3 separate regions of the Homo sapiens genome follow, and regions 1 and 3 are each linked to region 2. Evidence: read pairs that join two places in POLR2A ChIA-PET (ENCODE). Cell type or tissue: GM12878. All regions are shown on one strand.

Region 1 (4,000 bases), 140 kb before region 2:
AGAGGTGAATATTCTGTGCCTGAGCCTGGTACACACTGGGTCCCCAGCTTGTGGCTCTTTACTCAGCCCTAGAAACTGTTGGGGGAATGTGCTTCCCCACAGCCCCAGATGGATCACAGGGGTATGGGAGGGTCTAAGCATTTTGTTGAGAAGGCATTTAAGCACCTACTGGGTGGCAGGCCCTGTGTTGGAGACGCAACCATGGATAAGAAGCTGTGTCCCCTAAGGCTGATGGTGGAGACACTCATACCAGGTGGAGAAGGCACAGGTTGATAGGGAAAGGTCAGAGAACAAGCCCAGAGGAGGCTCCAGACCCAGCAGTGGGGTGGGAGTCAGGGAGGACTGCTTGGGAGAAGTGACATTTAAGCTTAGCCTGCAGGAGGAAAGAGGTCAGCTAGGGTGAGTGCAAGAAGGGTATTCTAAGTAGAAGGAACAGAATGTGCAAAGCCTCAGACTCAAGAGGATCAGGCATGTGAGGAGCTGAAAATGGATCAGTGTGGCTTGAGGATGGAAGGAGAGGCTCTCTGTTTATGCTACAAGCATTTATTTATTTATTATTTTTTAGATGGAGTCTCTCACTCTGTTGCCCAGGCCGGGTGCAGTGGCACAATCTTGTCTCACTGCAACCTCTGCCTCCTGGGTTCAAGCGATTCCCCTACCTCAGCCTCCCCAGTAGCTGGGATTACAGGTGCCCACCACCATGCCTGGCTAATATTTGTATTTTTAGTAGAGACAGTTTTGCCATGTTGGCCAGACTGGTCTCAAACTCTTGACCTCAAGTGATCCACATACCGTGGCCTCCCAGAGTGCTGGGATTGCAGGCATGAGCCACCACACCCAGCCGCTACAAGCATTTATTGAGCATCTACTAAGTGCCAAGTACTGAGGGAACAGCAGGGAACATGGCAGACCTGGCCTTGCTCTCCAGGGACTCACAGGCAAATAATCATGACAATAAATGTGAAGTTGTATCCATGGCTGGAGGGTGCTCTGAGGCATTTACCTGGCTAGTCAGGGAGGGCTTCTCGGAGGAGGTGACTCTAACTGTAACCCAAAAGACAAAGCATCAGCAGGCGACAAGCATTCAGGTGAGGGCCATGGGGTGGAAATAAGCCTGGCTGATTCAGAGAACAGTGAGGAGTGGGGAGAGACTGGAACAGTGTAAGCCAAGAGAAGTGAGGTGGGGATGGGCCACATGGGACCTCTGGGAGGTGTGAATTCAGATCTGAGGGCAATGGGGGGCCATGGGAGGGTCTGCAGCAAAGGAGTGTGTGATTTGACCCATGCGAACATCTACACATGTGACCTGGCCCCCACCCTGCTCATTCTGCTTGACTCCTCCGTGGGGACTTGGGCAAGTCATCTCCCCTCTCCACGTCTCAGTTTACTCATCTGTAAAATGGTCAAAAACACCCATTTAAAAAAATCTCTCTGGGGCCACCTGGTGGCAGTGGAGAAAAGTGCCTGCCCAGAGAAGGGAACATTCAAATGAGGGAAACTGAGGCAGTGCTGTGCTAAAGGCATCAGAATGGGCGCAGTGGCTCACACCTGTAATCCCAGTACTTTGGGAGACTGAGGCAGACGGATCACCTGAGGTCAGGAGTTCAAGACCAGCCTGGCCAACATGGTGAAACCCCGTCTCTACTAAAAATACCAAAATTAGTTGGGCGTGGTGGCAGATGCCTGTAATCCCAGCTACTTGGGAGGTTGAGGCAGGAGAATCACTTGAACCCAGGAGGCAGAGGTTGCAGTGAGCCAAGATTGCGCCACTGCACTCCACCCTGGGCGACAGAGTGAAACTGTGTCTCAAAAAAGTAAGGCCAGGGACAGTGGCTCACGCCTGTAATCCCAGCACTTTGGGAGGCTGAGGCAGGTGATCACCTGAAGTCAGGAGTTCGAGACCAGCCTGACCAATATAGTGAAACCTCGTCTCTACTAAATACAAAAAAAAAAAAAAAAAAAAATTAGCTTGGCATGGTGGCACATGCCTGTAATCCCAGCTACTTGGGAGGCTGAGGCAGGAGAATTGCTTGAACCCAGGAAGCGGAGGTTTCAGTGAGCCGAGATTGTGCCATTGCACTCCAGCCTGGGCAACAGGAGCAAAACTCTGTTCTCAAAAAATAATAATAATATGTAAATAAAATAAAATAAAATAAATAAAGGCACCAGAGACTACTGGGCACCTCTACAGGAGATGCAGTAATGCAGGGATGGAGTCAGGGTAGGGGTGCTTCTGTCCAAACCTCTTTCAGCTTTTGTCCCTTACCCAGCGGGGCTTGGAGAGCCTCCCAGGGCCTGGTAGGAGCCAGGCTGTGAATGCTGAGTCCTGGCTCTGTGGCCACCCCTTGCTGTGACTCTTTCTCCATCCGAACAGCTATTAATTAACACCTTCCTGTTAGAACTGTTAATAAAATATTTAAAATTAAATATATGGATGAAACATTAATAGTAAACCTATTGATAAAATATTAATGTGAGACTCGCCCCTGGGACTACAGAGGGGATGAAATGAGTTAACGCATCCAGTGCGGGAGGACCCAGGCTGGGAAGAACACTACCTGTCCGGGTTCAAATGACCCCAGTCTTGCACCTTATGGCTGTGTGTCCTTAGGCAAATGACTGTGCCTTTCTGTGCCTCAGTAGCCCCATCCTCGAAATGGGAATAGTAGTCCACACTTTGTAGGTTTCGTCTGAAAATCCAATGACTTTTCCCTTCACTGCTGTTGGCTGAGTGCTGCATGTTTTTGAAGCACTCAGTTTACATAATTTTGTTTAGTCTTAGCCTCCTATTTTATGTCTGTGATTTTGGGGGAGGGGCTGAATCTCTGTGCCTCGGTTTCTCCTTGGGGACATGTAACTATTGTCACTTCTCTCACAGTGGCGGGGAGGTGGTGTCAAGACTGCTGAGACCTTGGCTCCAGTGTCCCCACAAGGCCAATCCTAGCAGCATGTGTCCCCTAGGGATGGCTATAATTAGGTCTGGCCCCAGCAGACAACGATGGTATTTTTGTCTTGGGGACAGCGAGGTCTGGTTCCCGCCAGGTGTCTGGTTGCAAGACTGCGGGGGTTAGGGGGGCTTCCTGGCCAGATACCTGAGGCTCTCTGTTTTTCTGGGCTGTGTGACTCCTCCTCTGAGCCTCTGTTTTCTCATCTGTAGAATGGGGAGACTCTCATGTATCTGGCCTTAGCATGGTTGCCTCAGGATCTCCTGTGGGATCCCTGATCAATGGGCTTCTCCAGGACTGCCAGAAACATGGGTACCATGTCTGGGGACACCAAGACTGAGGCAGCCGCCCCGGGGGGAAGGCCCAGGCTGAGAGACAGAGGTCATTCCACAGCAAGGGGCACGGTCAGGCCTCAGTTGCTGGGAGGTCCCCTGGGCCTCTGCCTGTGACATGGCTGTTTCTAGGTCCCTCCTCCTTGTGTGACACATGCTAAGCCTTGGTTTCCTTTTCTGTAAAGTGGAACAAGGCCAGCCTGACTCCAGCATTCTGAGGGTAGAGCACCTGGTACAGACTCTGGGAATCCTCCCAGACACCAGAGGCCCCCCCCAGTCCTGGGACAGTGAGGTCCCTCTGATGGCAGGGGTGGGCGGCTGAGGTTTCGCAGGACAGAAGACTTGGCAGAGGTGATGTGCGGATGTTTGTCTAGGAGGAGACAGCAGGAGAGGTGAAGGCATCCAGAGACAGGGCCTGGGGAATGTCAGAGCAGGTGGGGGATCACGTGGGGAGTTGCGTGGAGGGGTGCTGGGAGAGGGGGCCCTGAGTTTGGGTCTCGCTTTCTGCAACAAAGACCCATGCCCGTGACCGCGTCCATGGAAGCCTCAGTTTCCCCACTTGGCAAAGGATTAAGGGTTTGTAGTTTCTGGTGCGCTGTTTGATGGCACTAGGCCTCAGTTTCTCCATCTGGAAAATGGGCAGAGGAGGATTAGAAACATTGCGTGGGATCGGACATTGGCAAACTCTATACCTCGGTGATGCCCTCAATAATGGAAGGCAAG
Region 2 (4,000 bases):
CCCGAGTAGCTGGAATTACAGGCACCTGCCACCACACCCGGCTAATCTTTGTATTTTTAGTGGAGACAGGGTTTCACCATGTTTGCCAGGCTGGTCTCAAACTCCTGACCTCAGGCGATCCACCCACCTCAGCCTCCCAAAGTGCTAGGATTACAGGCATGAGCCACTGTGCCCGGCCTAACATCTATATATTCTTCAAAATCCACTTCAAATTCTCTTTGAGAAGTATCAGAGGACCTTGTATTGAATGAACAAATACATTTTATTCTTGTGAGCTTCTATGTACCCATCAAAACTCTCCTCACATGTCTCTATAAGGGACATCAGGAAGTGTGGTGGTTGAATGAACTTTTTTCTTGGTAACCTCCTGAGTCTTCCTTAAAACATCCTCTAATCTGTTTGGGAGCGGTGGCTCATGCCTGTAATCCCAGCACTTTGGGAGGCTGAGGTGGGAGGATCCCTTGAGACCAGGAGTTTGAGACCAGCCTAGGCAACATAGTGAGACCACATTTCTTTTTTTTTTTTTTTTTCAGACAGAGTTTTGCTCTTGTCTCCTAGGCTGGGGTGCAGTGGCACAATCTCAGCTCACTGCAACCTCCGCCTACCAGGTTCAAGCGATTCTCCTGCCTCAGCCTCCTGAGTAGCTAGGATTACAGGCGCGTGCCACCATGCCTGGCTAATTTTGTATTTTTATTTTATTTTATTTTTTTGAGACAGAATTTCACTCTTGTTGCCCAGGCTGGAGTGCAATGGCACGATCTTGGCTCACCGCAAACCCCGCTTACCAGGTTCAAGTGATTCTCTTGCCTCAGCCTCCCAAGTAGCTGGGATTACAGACAGGAGCCACCATGCCCGGCTAATTTTGTATTTTTAGTAGAGACGGGGTTTCTCCATGTTGGTCAGGCTAGTCTCGAATTCCTGACCTCAAGTGATCTGCCCACCTCGGCCTTCCCAAAGTGCTGGGATACAGGCATGAGACCACATTTCTACCAAAAACTGAAAAAAAAAAAAAAAAAGCTGGATGGTCGAGGGGCGGTGGCTTACGCCGGTAATCCCAGCCCTTTGGGAGGCCGAGGCCAGCAGATCACTTAAGGTCAGGCATTTGAGACCAGCCTGGACAACATGGTGAAACCCCATCTCTACTACAAATACAAAAATTAGCTGGGTGTGGTGGTGCATGTCTGTAATCCCAGCTACTCAGGAGGCTGAGGCAGGAGAATTGCTTAAACTCAGGAGGCGGAGGTTATAGTGAGCTGAAATCGCACCACTGCACTCCAGCCTGGGTGACTGAGCAAGACTCTGTCTCAAAAGTAAAAAAAAAAAAAAAAAAAAGAAAAGCCAGGCATCATGGTGGCATTGGCCTGTGTCTCAGCTATATCAGAGGCTGAGGTAGAAGGATAGCTTGAAACTGGGAGGTTGAGGCTGCAGTGAGCTATGATTGTGTCACTGCACTCCAGCCTGGGTAACAGAGTGAGACCCTGTCTCAAATAAAAATAATAATTAAACATCCTCAAATGATCCCTCAGAGGCATTAGAAAGTCCTGATTGAATGATGAAAATTGTTCTTGTTGATGAGTGATGCCTATGAGTTTGTTAAATTAACAAATGGGTTGTCTCCTGGCTAACTCCTATGCATCCTTCAACACCCTCTTTAGATGATCCTCAGCGACGTTAGGGTCTCTTGCCACATGGAGGGAAGCTCGGCCCTCCTCCTCGGGCTGAAGGTCTCTCTCCCTGAGAAGGCGGAAGCTGAGGAGGTGGGGAAGTGCTGTGGTTCCTCCCGTCATGTTTTCTGGGGCCCTCGTGACTCGATCCTTCCTGCTTCACCCGCCCCCGAGTCTGTGGGGCACCTGAAAGTGGGGCAGCCCTGGGAACTTATCTCAGACGAGCTTCTGGGGCAGCTGGGTGGGGCCATAAGGGGCCCACAGGGCCTCTTGGCAGGCCTAGAGACGGAGGGAAGGAGGTGGGCTTGCCAAGATGTGGCAAGGGGAAGGTGGGATGTGGGGAACTTCAGAGGGAGTGTCAGGTTGTGACTTCAATAAGGGGAGAAATACCACTTCACCTTTGTCTGGGGTACCCCTCCAGCTCACACACCTGCCATGGCTCCCTACCGCCCTCGGAGAAAGCCAGGCCCTTTAGCCTGGCGCTCGAGGCCCCAGCCCATCACCCCACAGAAACCCAGACCCACTGTGTCCATCTTGGTGGTCCCCAAAGCACCTCCTCTGGACTTTTGCCTCTGCTGTGGCCTCTGCCGGAGATGCCCTGTAATTCTATACATTCTAGCTCAAGTGTCCCTCCTCCAGGCAGTCCTCCCTGCTCCACTTCAGGGCACCCGGCCTCCATCTGTTCCTGATCCCAAGGGGCTAGGGGCGTCTGTGTCCAGCTTTTCACCTCCCCAGCCCTGTATCTCCCTCCCTCGATGTTTTTCCAGCAGCTGCCAGGCAGAGGCCACTGGGGAACAACAACAATGACTAATCACACTGGCCAGCGGGTGGACAGCGCTCACTGCAAGCCAAGCCCTCCTTCATACTCACAAAAGCCCATTTTGCAGGTGGGAAAGATGAGGCCTGAGAGGGCCAACCTTGGTGCGGGTGGGGGAAGCCCTGAGGCACGGTCTCCACTCTGGAAGGGGCAAAACTATACTCCACAAGGGGTGGTTTGAATCCATCTCTTCATCTCCAGCTGGGGCCTCAGGTGGTCTGAGTGCCCCTGGACTCAGTTTCCCAATCTGTGAAATAAGGCAAGTGAGGGACTCTCCAGGAATTGGTGGAGTTGGGAGGGTCTCAGGATGGTCAGGAGGGGGCCATGACTTTCCTCTGATCTCTACCTATTTCCTCCACCTTTCTTGTTATTTTTTGAGCAGGGTCTTGCTCTGTGGCCCAGGCTGGAGTGCAGTGGCGCAATTAGAGCTCACTGCAGTCTCGACCTCCCTGGCTTAAGCCTCAGCCTCCCAGGTAGCTGGGACTACAGGCACCTGCCACCATGCCCAGCAAATTATTTTTTGTAGAGATGGAGTCTCACCATGTTGCCCAGGCTGCTCTTGAACTCCTAGCCTACAGCAATCCTCCTGCCTTGGCCTCACAAAGTGCTGGATTACAGGCATAATCCACCCTGCCTGGCCTCCTCCATCTTTATGTATCTCTCTATCTCTGTCCCTTTCTCTGTCTCTGCCCCTCCCCCAGGCCTCACACATCCATCCCCCAGCTGACCCTGGCCTGGGCCCCGGGGCCAGAGAAGGCTGTCCTGTATGGGGTCACAGGGCCCCCGTCCCCACTGTGCCAGGCCCAGGACACTGAGTCTTTGTCCCTAACTCACTGACCTCATAGCCTGCTGGGCGCCTGACCCTGGCCAGCTCAGCTGCCCCTCGGAGCCAGGCTTCTTGAAGGAGGGACCTCCTCCCAGGAAGCTGAACCGCATTGCACAACCCTGGCCACTTGGGCCTCAGTTTCCACAGATGCTCATCCCCAGGAGAGACCCTCTCCTTCTCCCTCCTCAGTGCCCCTGGACTCTAAGAATATTTCTTTTTTCTGTAGATGCATCTCACGTAACCTAAAATTCATCTTTTTTTTTTTTTTTGAGACATAGTCTCACTCTCTCACCCAGGTGGGAGTGCAGTGGTGTGATCTCGGCTCACTGCAACCTCTGCCTCCCGGGTTCAAGCGATTCTCCTGCCTCAGCCTCCTGAGTAGCTGGGATTACAGGTGCATGCCATCACGCCCAGCTAATTTTTGTATTTTTAGTAGAGACTGGGTTTCACTGTGTTGTCCAGGCTGGTCTCGAACTCCTGACCTCAAATGATCCACCTGGCTCGGCCTCCCAAGTGCTGGGATTGCAGGAGTGAGCCACCGCGCCCGGGCCGGAAATTCATCATTTTAAAGCAAACGATTCAGTGACATTTAGCACATTCAGTGTTGTGCAACCACCACCTCTATCTGGTTCCAGAACATTTGCATCACCCCAAAAGGAAACCCCGCATACATCAGCAGTCACTTCTCACTCC
Region 3 (4,000 bases), 130 kb before region 2:
CTTGGGTCCAGGAGTCCTGGGTGGCCCCCGTGGGAACAGTTTCAGGGTCCAGATGAAGAGACGAAGTCGCGAGAGGCGTGGGGTCCCTGAGCGGGGGGGTTGGGCAGGCCCCTGACTGCCTCGGCTCCCAGAGGACACGGGGCAGAAGCTGGCATTGGAGACGCTAGACGAGCTGGACTGGTGCCTGGATCAGTTGGAGACGCTGCAGACCCGGCACTCGGTGGGGGAGATGGCCTCCAACAAGGTGAGGTGGGGCAGATCGCTGAGCTCACCTGCCTCGGCCCACGGTGCCCCATCATCACGGTCTTCACCTTCTCTCCGCCCCAGTTCAAGCGGATCCTGAACCGGGAGTTGACCCACCTGTCCGAAACCAGCCGCTCCGGGAACCAGGTGTCCGAGTACATCTCCCGGACCTTCCTGGGTGAGCTTTGTTGAGTCACTGCCTGGACGACATTTTAGGAGTACTAAGAAACAAAAGAAAGATTCCTATGATAGACCTCAGTCTGGGGGAGATACAGCCAGACACAGACACCTTCAGCCCCCATGAGTCAGGGCTGGATCAGAGGGAGGAACAAGGGGAACTTCCAGGAGCAGGGGACATTAAAGCTACGGTTTTGAAGCATGAGTAGAAATTTGCCTAGGAGGAGATGGAGGGAACCAGACACTAGCTTGGGAGACGGAAAGGACATTAGGCTGTTTGGGGGAAAATGCTGAGCCCCAGGCACCCAGGGGCCAAGCCTAGCAGAAGGGTTTACTGAGATCAGCTGTGAACAGAGGAGAGGGGTAGGTAGCTACAGGCAAGACAGGATCTTTTTTTTTTTTTTGATACAGAGTTTCACTTTGTTGCCTAGGCGGGAGTGCAGTGGTGCAATCTCAGCCACTGCAACCTCCGCCTCCTGGGTTCAAGCAATTCTCCCACCTCAGCCTCCTGAGTAGCTGGGGTTACAGGTGCCTGCCACCATACGTGACTAATTTTTGTATTTTTAGTAGCGATGGGGTTTCACCGTATTGCTCAGACTGGTCTCGAACTCCTGACCTCAAGTGATCTGCCCACCTCGACCTCCCAAAGCACTGGGATTACAGGCGTGAGCCACTGCGTCCGGCCGACAGGGTCTTTACTCCGAACTTACTTTGGTTCCTGTAGAAAGGGAAATAGGTTGATTCTGGGGTTTGGCAAAATTCAGGTCCTGAGGCCAGGCCCCAGCAGGTGAAATCGGCTTCTCTGAGCTTCACCCTGGCCCATCCGCAGACCAGCAGACCGAGGTGGAGCTGCCCAAGGTGACCGCTGAGGAGGCCCCACAGCCCATGTCCCGGATCAGTGGCCTACATGGGCTCTGCCACAGTGCCAGCCTCTCCTCAGCCACTGTCCCACGCTTTGGGGTCCAGACTGACCAGGAGGAGCAACTGGCCAAGGTGGGTCCCCAACCACAATGCCAAGATCAAGGTTTGGTCCCTGGCTCTGTCTGGATGCCCTATCTCGGGCCTGTTTGCCCACCTATATACTGGGCAGTTGGGGCTCACTGTGGAACCTGGGGTGGGAGGATGGAGGCTCTAGAGTCTGGGGAAGTTGGGCTGGGGTTAATTAAGCTTCAGCCCTTCATATCTTAGGAGCTAGAAGACACCAACAAGTGGGGACTTGATGTGTTCAAGGTGGCGGAGCTAAGTGGGAACCGGCCCCTCACAGCTATCATATTCAGCATTTTTCAGGTACCTACCCTGCCCTTGGCTTCCAAGGAAAAACTCCTGGGGTTTCCCTCACTGCTTCCTACCACAGACCTCAGGGACACTCATTTTTCAAATCCTCCCTGACATTTCTGAAGGGGATAATTTGAGCAGGGTATTGAAGGATGAATAGGAGTTCACTCAGATGAACAGTTTGTTGTCCAGAAGCCTCAGCCCTGGCCCGGCCCCTGGCCCTGAAGAGGAGAGAAATCTGGAGAGAAGAGCTGGACAGAGACACCCCCAGTCCTGTAGGGTCAGGGATGGACCACCAAATAACACAGAGTGGAGGAGTTCAGGAGAGCACAGAGGGCATCTCAGAGGAGCAGGTGCTTGAGGCATAGATAGGAGTTCAGAAGAGAGGGGTAGGAACAGCGTGTGCTGCAGCCCCAAGGCCAAGGCCCTGAGCCAGGGTCTGTGATGGACCAGGAGCGGGACCTGCTGAAGACATTCCAGATCCCAGCAGACACACTGGCCACCTACCTGCTGATGCTGGAAGGTCACTACCACGCCAATGTGGCCTACCACAACAGCCTACATGCCGCCGACGTGGCCCAGTCCACGCATGTGCTGCTGGCTACGCCCGCCCTCGAGGTACTGCGCCATGACTGCAGGCAGGTGGGCGGGTGCAGGGCCCAGAGAACCCGCCCCTCACCGCCTGTGCCCTCTGCCTGCTCAGGCTGTGTTCACAGACTTGGAAATCCTGGCTGCCCTCTTTGCAAGCGCCATCCACGACGTGGACCATCCTGGGGTCTCCAACCAGTTTCTGATTAACACCAGTAAGTAGGAGTGGGAAGTGGGTGCAGGAGAAGAGGTGGACCCTGCCTCCACCCTGTCCACCAGGTGATCTCAGGGGGTTCCCATCTGCCCTGAGCCCAGTCTCCCTGTCTATGAAATGACTATGACAGTTTTCCCTCCCTTCAGGGTCTTGGAGCAGGTCTGGGTACACAGTAGGTGCCAACAAATGACAGAATAATGAGCTGTGGCAGAGCTGATCTGGTTCCACCAAGACCTTTATTTATTTATTTTTAAAGACAGTGTCTTGCTCTGTCACCCAGGCTGGAGTGCAGTGGCGCGATTTCGGCTCACTGCAACCTCTACCTCCCAGGTTCAAGCGATTGTCTAGCCTCAGCCTCCCGAGTAGCTGGGATTACAGGCACACACTACCATGCCTGGCTAATTTTTGTATTTTTCGTAGAGACAGGGTTTCGCTCTGTTACCCAGGCTGGTCTCAAACTCCTGGCCTCAAGCGATCTGTCTGCCTCAGCCTCCCAAAGTGCTGGGATTACAGGCACGAGCCACCGCGCCCAGACAGTTCCACCAAGATCTTAAAGTTTAGGATCCTATGAGGAATCTGAAAAACTCAGTTGACAGGCAATTATTGGGCACCTTTTGTGTACAAGCCCTGGAGTGCTGGGGGTGAGAGTGGAGGCCCCTCACTCAAAAGGACCTAGAGTCCAGAGACTGGGTGCCATGGCTCACACCTGTAATCCCAACATTGTGGGAGGCCGAAGTGGGAGGATTGCTTGAAGCCAGGAGTTCGAGACCAGCCTGGGCAATACAGTGAGACCCTGTCTCTCAAAAAAATAACAAAAATTAGTCAAGGGTGGTGGCACACACCTGTAATCCCAACTACTCAGGAGGCTGAGATGGGAGGATCACTTGAGGCCAGGAGGTTGAGGCTGCAGGGAACCGTGATTGCACCACTGCACTCCAGCCTGGGTGACAGCAAGACCCTGTCTCTAAAAAAGAAAAAGAAAAAAAAAAAACATTACTGAGTACTCACTGTCACTGGCCATAGGGGGTCCATGAGGAGCCTTCCCAGTCTTGGGTAGGCAGAGCCAAACACAGACAACCCTAGCCCTGCAGTCAGGGAAGCGCCAGGGACCTGGATGGTTTCTTACAGGAGGGCATGCTAGAGTTGGGCCTTCAACGCATGGGTAGGAGTTTGCTAAGGATTTCCAAAAGCTGCTTTTGGGTAGAGTGGGTGGGGCGGGTGGATCTTGGGGCTCTCAGTCCCATACCCTCACAGACTCAGAGCTGGCGCTTATGTACAACGACGCCTCGGTGCTGGAGAACCATCACCTGGCTGTGGGCTTCAAGCTGCTGCAGGCAGAGAACTGCGATATCTTCCAGAACCTCAGCGCCAAGCAGCGACTGAGTCTGCGCAGGATGGTCATTGACATGGTGAGGCCAGGGCAGTAAGCGGGGCGGGAGGGGCAGAGGGGAGCGGGGCATCCTTCTCATCTGCAGACAGCAGGGTGGGGTGATATTGGCATGG

What was found. ChIA-PET counts read pairs that join two places held together with the same protein. Peaks named below come from ENCODE experiments on the same cell type or tissue, not always from the same donor. Only the 100,000 strongest peaks of a DNase experiment are listed, where the experiment ranks them.
Region 1: POLR2A ChIA-PET joins it to region 2 with 6 read pairs; 3 of 35 experiments call an interaction of 5 or more read pairs at or near these places.
Region 3: POLR2A ChIA-PET joins it to region 2 with 6 read pairs; 7 of 35 experiments call an interaction of 5 or more read pairs at or near these places.

What each region holds. Positions count from the first base shown.
Region 1 is chr19:18,227,067-18,231,066 of GRCh38, reverse strand. It overlaps a transcript of PDE4C not described here. Among named protein-coding and RNA genes, the nearest start is that of PDE4C, 2.6 kb to the right of the region's middle. In GM12878, a CTCF peak has its summit at 1,441; no DNase peak of the experiment used is centred here; H3K27me3 peaks cover 182 bases.
Region 2 is chr19:18,089,201-18,093,200 of GRCh38, reverse strand. It overlaps a transcript of IL12RB1 not described here. Among named protein-coding and RNA genes, the nearest start is that of IL12RB1, 4.3 kb to the right of the region's middle. In GM12878, no CTCF peak of the experiment used is centred here; DNase peaks (open chromatin) are centred at 1,820 and 3,959; H3K4me3 peaks cover 976 bases; H3K27ac peaks cover 2,754 bases.
Region 3 is chr19:18,216,647-18,220,646 of GRCh38, reverse strand. It overlaps PDE4C (phosphodiesterase 4C), which reads left to right. Exons shown (of 15, transcript NM_001098818.4): 6 at 132-244; 7 at 328-421; 8 at 1,250-1,413; 9 at 1,609-1,707; 10 at 2,149-2,313; 11 at 2,399-2,498; 12 at 3,752-3,906. Among named protein-coding and RNA genes, the nearest start is that of PDE4C, 7.8 kb to the left of the region's middle. RefSeq lists an enhancer at 159-1,358. In GM12878, no CTCF peak of the experiment used is centred here; no DNase peak of the experiment used is centred here.